Linked DNA regions of Mus musculus: region 2 is linked to region 1. A link is a loop called in an ENCODE intact Hi-C map of the cell type or tissue named here. Cell type or tissue: left cerebral cortex. All regions are shown on one strand. Links, peaks and the distances in the headings refer to the core of each region. The heading gives the core; the rest is flanking DNA. Region 1 has its middle 53 kb from the start of Amot. Region 2 has its middle 180 kb from the start of Amot.

Region 1 (2,934 bases), core at 100-2,599:
AGGCTACTTCTATGGGGAGAAACAGTCATTCAGCAAATCTTTCTCTTGAAAAACAGCTGCTACAGCTGCTAAGTGAAATGTGTTTATGTGAAAAGCTGTATCCATTGCCGATGCGCAGGTCTAATTTTCCGGGTTTGAAATGGAAAAACAACTTTACATAATGCAATGCTTATTAGCATCTGAATATGGACCTAATTGTGTCCTTTTGACTCTAAGAGGCAATTGGGAATGTATTCTATGTAAGTGGATTAAGGAATGTGTCACATGTACAATTATAACAGAAATCTTTCATTTTGAAAACTGCAACCTTATCCCATTGTCTCTAAGCAGAACAATAGCCGCCTGTGCCTTTTCCTTAGATCTGTTTAGACCAATATGTGAACAGCAGTGTAAACATGTATCCTGCTGCATCAGATTATAGCAGAGTGGCTCAGTGTCTTGTGGTACTCTGTAATATTGTGTATACTCAGGGCTCCTCCAAGCCAAAAGAATAGTCAAAAAATTAAAATAAAAACAAAAGTCAAATGGTTGTTTGGCACACCAAATACTCACTAAGATAACCCCAGGGTTTATTTTGTGTTGGATCCAGTTTCCTTTTGAACTGAACAAACCCATTCAGGAAGTGCCATAACTTGAATGTTCCAGAAATTTCTCAGAAATCTTTTTGATGATTTCTCTAAGACCCAATTTAAAAAAAAATGTTTCCACACAACAATGAAAGTTTCTTTGTCATAGTAACTTAGAGGATACCTATCTCAGTTAAAAAAAACACATTACAGACCAATGGAATTTTAGTTTGCCTTATGATTATAGACACCAATTTTTAAAATATGGAGCTCATTTGTGTATGTGACTATTCACCCTGTTCAAGTAAAAATTCTCTTGAATAAACAGGTTTTATTTTGTTGTCTTTCACCAAATACTAGTTTGGCTAATTGTATTTATTGGGTTGGATTTTATCCAGAATGACTACTCAAACTATCATGTCATGGGACATGTATATGTACATGTCAACATGCCTATGTATATATGTGCATGCATGCACATTCACAGACATATATATGAATTTCAACATATCCTTCTTATGCAAACTTTATGTTACATGCAGCTAGCTTTCAATATATTTGCCCTATGTTATACTGACATCTATGGACCCCGCAGGAGAAATTCAGTTTTTTAGAACAATATTCTGGCTACTTAGAAACAATGTAAAAATGTGAATAAGGGTCTTTGGATCTCTTGTGTGTGTGAGCCATGGCTGATCTTTAGCAATAAATAAATAAACAGATAGATAGATAGATAGATAGATAGATAGATAGATAGATAGATAAGTATGAAGCTCATTTCATTGCCTAAAATCAAAAGTAAAAAAGAAAGGCAAGTGAGCAACATTCTTGGGCAAAGAATCATGGGATTTTTAGCACAGTGTGTTTCTTATTGGAGTCTGCCAGCAGATACAGTTTTAGTATTCCATAGAAACTATCTAATATTGTAATTGCCCTGTGATTACTGTATTAAACACTAAGGATACAATAAGGAATAAATTTTACCCTGAACTCAACTGCAAAGGACTCACAGTCAAGTGTAGGAAATAGAAATAAAATATGTAGTGAATAATAAAGTATATTAAGTTCCATGGTAAGGTGTTTTTGACAAGATACTTTAAAAGTTATAACAAATCACAAGAGTTCAGAGTCTTCAGACAGTAAACTTTATTTTATTCATTCAAGTCATTGTTCAGAGTAGCCAAGAGTTAATCAGGGGATCCTATATTCAAACCAGTCATTCAAATTCCTTCTACATTAGAATGCCATTGCCTTCAACACATACAGTCTAAAATCATTATATAGAGGAACCACACCTATTATCTCCCTCAAACAAGAAGAAATACATTACTTCTGCTCAAATAACTGCAGAAAACAACTAGTCATATAGATGCACTTTCTGAAAGCAACATGAAGATATGTAGCTTAGCTATGACTTGGTGAGCAATTATTAATAACTAGATGCAACAAATGATCACTAGGTAACTTGTCTATAGATGCAAAACAAATGTTAAAACTCTAAGGTTTCACTTATTTCTTGACTATTGATAAATAGGTATGACCAAGTTGATTTTTTAAAATCTAGTTGAGCAGAGATAACTAGGATAATTAGGGTGACCCAAAATATTAAAATATTCATTCTTTTGCAATCCTTTCTCATGTTGGAATGACAAACTAGCAAGTTCTTTTTCAGTCTCAGTACCCGAGACAAACTAGTTTAAAGGAGAAAGGATTTATTTTGGCTCATGGTTTCAGAGGTCTCAGTCTATATTATTGGCTAACTAAATTGGTTCTTAGTCAAAGTAAAGCATAACATTGTGGTATAAAGATGGAGAAGAACATTTTCTCAACTAACAGTGACCTAGATAAATAGAATAACATAAGAAGGAAGCCAGGACGAGGAATATATAGGTCAAGCCCTCAGGGAATTGCATCTTTTGATTAGGCCTAACTCTACATACTTTAACCTCCAAATGACATTATCAAATTTTCAACTAACCATCAATGTCATTAGAATATTCAGTATTCAGTCATACTCACATTTATCCCACCTCTGAGTTCTTGTGCATTAGTTTACAAATTCTCAACACTTAAGTCTTATGGAGGGCCCATGCAGACAACAAATGAGTACTATAAAAAGCTGGACATAAAAAAAAATCATGTAGTTAACAAAGAGCTAGCTAATAACAGATTGTAGACAAAATTAAAACAAAAGAGTGCACATCATGGATCGCAGTCATGTATTCCTCCAAATACTAAGGAGGTATTTATTTATTTATTTATTTATTTATTTATTTATTTATTTTACTTACTATGGTTATGATGATTAGTATTAATTGTGATTTCAAAAACTAGGAGTGAATCCCATGGGCACACCTATGAAGAATGA
Region 2 (2,934 bases), core at 308-2,807, 130 kb before region 1:
CCTGCTGTCCATGAACAAGCAGAGGAACTAGGTTCTGAGAGGATGCACAAAGATGAGGAAAATTCCCAAGGAATCTAAAACAAACGAAGAAGAGATAAACTGTTTGGAGGAAACACAACCTTTGGAGATCCAAAGAACAAATCTTCCATTGTATTGTCTCCTTCCATCCAACAATCACCTCTCATGCTGCTCTTGGACCCTGAGTTATCCCAGAGCTAATAAATAGCTGTTGAATAAATGCAAGTCCAATCCTCCTCATGGGAGAGCCCTCTCTGGCAGTTCCTTAATGTAGTACATGTTTCCCAGAATCCTCCTGAACCTGATCAAGATTTGCTCTTCAGTGTAACTTATTCTCACCTTGGAACTCTCACCAAACTCTCTTGGCCAATTAATCTAATAAAGATGCCAATGACTGGTAGTTATTTAATTCGTTAGACCTACCAGATTACACAATTAAACTTCTGAGGGACTACTGAAACTTCAGGCATTTTTTTTTTCTCCTAAATTATTTCATTCCTTTCCTGGGGTTGTGAATCCATAAATTCAATAATGGAGTTTTTACAACGTCACCAACACAATATGTATAAAAGACTAACTTATTTGTGGAAAAGCCATTTTTAGAAAGGTCTTACTATTTATCTGAAAGGACAAAACTAACGCATAGGAAAATGCAAAAGGGAGAAACAAGGCACAGAGCTGTCTTTAGGGATTAATTATGCAAAACTCTGTCTGGTCATCTGGAACTGTATAGCAGAGACAGCTGAAGTCAGGAAAAGAATTAAAGTAGTATCTTTAATGTATGTGACAGTGGCACTGGCTACATAAAGGGTGAATGTGGCAGTGTCACTGATGTACTCTCACAACACATACATACATTCATAAATCTCTAGGAGTAGCAAATTTTCCCGGTGGTGACAATGCAATCTGGGTAGACTACCTGTACAAAGATCTGCTTTGCTAATACTTCTAACTGTTCTCCCTCATTTCTCCAAAACCATTGGACTTATTTTTAAAAACTGATGATGTATTCATTAATTCTATGTCTAATATTTACATGGTATACTTCAACAACTGCGTAAAAACACTTTCCTTAGATTGCAGCTTTGAAATCATGATTTAGGAATAGAATTTTTCAGTACTCCTGAGAGCAATGACAACCAGGGACAAAAGACGGTGGATACTGTTAAGAATAAAAAACACACACACACAAAATTATCTGTTAAAATTTTCTTTATACTTCTGAATTAAAGAGGCATAAAAGGGAATGCTGCATCCATCCCTCAAAATCAGGGCAGAACTGAGATCATTCTCATTTTCTTTTTCAAACAATTTCATTTTCTATTCAGTTTAAGTTAACTTTATTTTCTATACTACTTTCCTCTTTTATATTCCCTACGATGACACTGAATACCACGCCATTCATTAGAAGGCAAAGTTTAGCGCATATTTTTTCCATTTATTCATTTGTTCTGGAAGAGATCCCAATACTTGGGAAACATTTCTGGTATGAAATAGAAATTTCCTAACCTTTAATTCTATCAAAAAGTTTATAATCCTATCTTTGAAACCAGAAAAGCTTTAAGATTATTTTTCACTACAAGACTGGTTGAAAGCAAGCCACCAGTTTGCATTAGATGAAGATAAGATACTGACCAGAAGGCAGGGAATACTGTTGGGGTAGATTTTCTCCCAAGGGAAATAAAAGATGAGATAAAATAACCAGCCTGACCCTCCCACTGATAAAAATAGTCAAGTGATACATGATGTATCAAAGAGTGCTCACAGAATTAATGTGAATTGTCTTTTCTAGTAACTTGGAGGGCCTTATTATCTGAAATAAGAACACATTGTGTGATGTTAGTTGTAGTTTTCCATCACAGCCTTCCTATTAAACCCCTGTATAATGGGAATTCTACCTCATCCTACCCATCCCTATATGCTATACCCTTCCTTGCATACTTTCTTCTCTGGCATTTATCAATATAAACATTGCTGTGCATCTGTTTTTGTTTTTCCTTTTACTGTTGGCTGCACTAGAATGTCAAGTCCATGAAAATACATTATTCACTATTATGAAGATAATTTAAACATATCCCTAATGATTCATTTCCTTATCTATAAATGTAAGTTTATTAATATAAACTAAGACAATGTTATAACAATGCAACAAAAAACATACGGTTGCTATTATCTTCTTTTAAAAGGAGACTATTTTCAAGATAATGCGGAATTACAATTTCCATGGAAATATAAAAACAAGCATGTTAAAAGTCATATTTAAGTATTCCCCCATTCAGCAGCATACACACTAAAATTGGAACAATACAGAAAAGATTAGTTTGGCAATGATGACATGCAAATTCAATTCATAAAATATTTCACATTTTTGTATGTTTAAACTAGACTACTCAGAAGTCAGGAAACTTGTAATGAGCTAGGATTTCAAGAGAGGGGAGATACACTATGCTTGTTTGGAGATCAGAATAGGGATTCATAAATGAAGAAGAGTTGTACAGGAGAGATGGTAAGCGGGCAGGGTAGAGGGGGGAATGTGAGGCAGAATAACAAACACTAAAATCTTTGTAAATGTTGTATAGAAACATACTATTATTGAAGCTTCCTGAAAATGGGTGTGAATGAAGTTATTCCACAATGAGAAACAGTCTCTTTCCTAAATAACATAAATTATCTAATAAAACAACAAGGATATAGGTTACCTTTTTTCATAGTATGGAGCAATGGAGTCTCACAGAACTATAAACGGCCTACTACTCTTATTGTTCTTCCTTATCCTCTATAACTTATTGGAAAGACTCTATTGCTAAGGAAACCACATGCATGAAATATAAGACATGGAAAAAATCAAGCTAGTAAGTACCAGCCCAGTACTAATGATGCAAGATTCTATGCGTGCTACGAGATTAGTAAAGTGAT

Evidence for each region. A loop is a pair of places that touch in the nucleus more often than their neighbours do. Peaks named below come from ENCODE experiments on the same cell type or tissue, not always from the same donor. Only the 100,000 strongest peaks of a DNase experiment are listed, where the experiment ranks them.
Region 2: it touches region 1 in a loop (4-fold over the local background); 10 of 42 quality-filtered maps call a loop at or near these places.

Annotation. Positions count from the first base shown.
Region 1 is chrX:145,538,698-145,541,631 of GRCm38, reverse strand. No RefSeq gene overlaps it. Among named protein-coding and RNA genes, the nearest start is that of Amot, 53 kb to the right of the region's middle. In left cerebral cortex, for the core only: a CTCF peak has its summit at 1,142; no DNase peak of the experiment used is centred there.
Region 2 is chrX:145,666,418-145,669,351 of GRCm38, reverse strand. No RefSeq gene overlaps it. Among named protein-coding and RNA genes, the nearest start is that of Amot, 180 kb to the right of the region's middle. In left cerebral cortex, for the core only: no CTCF peak of the experiment used is centred there; no DNase peak of the experiment used is centred there.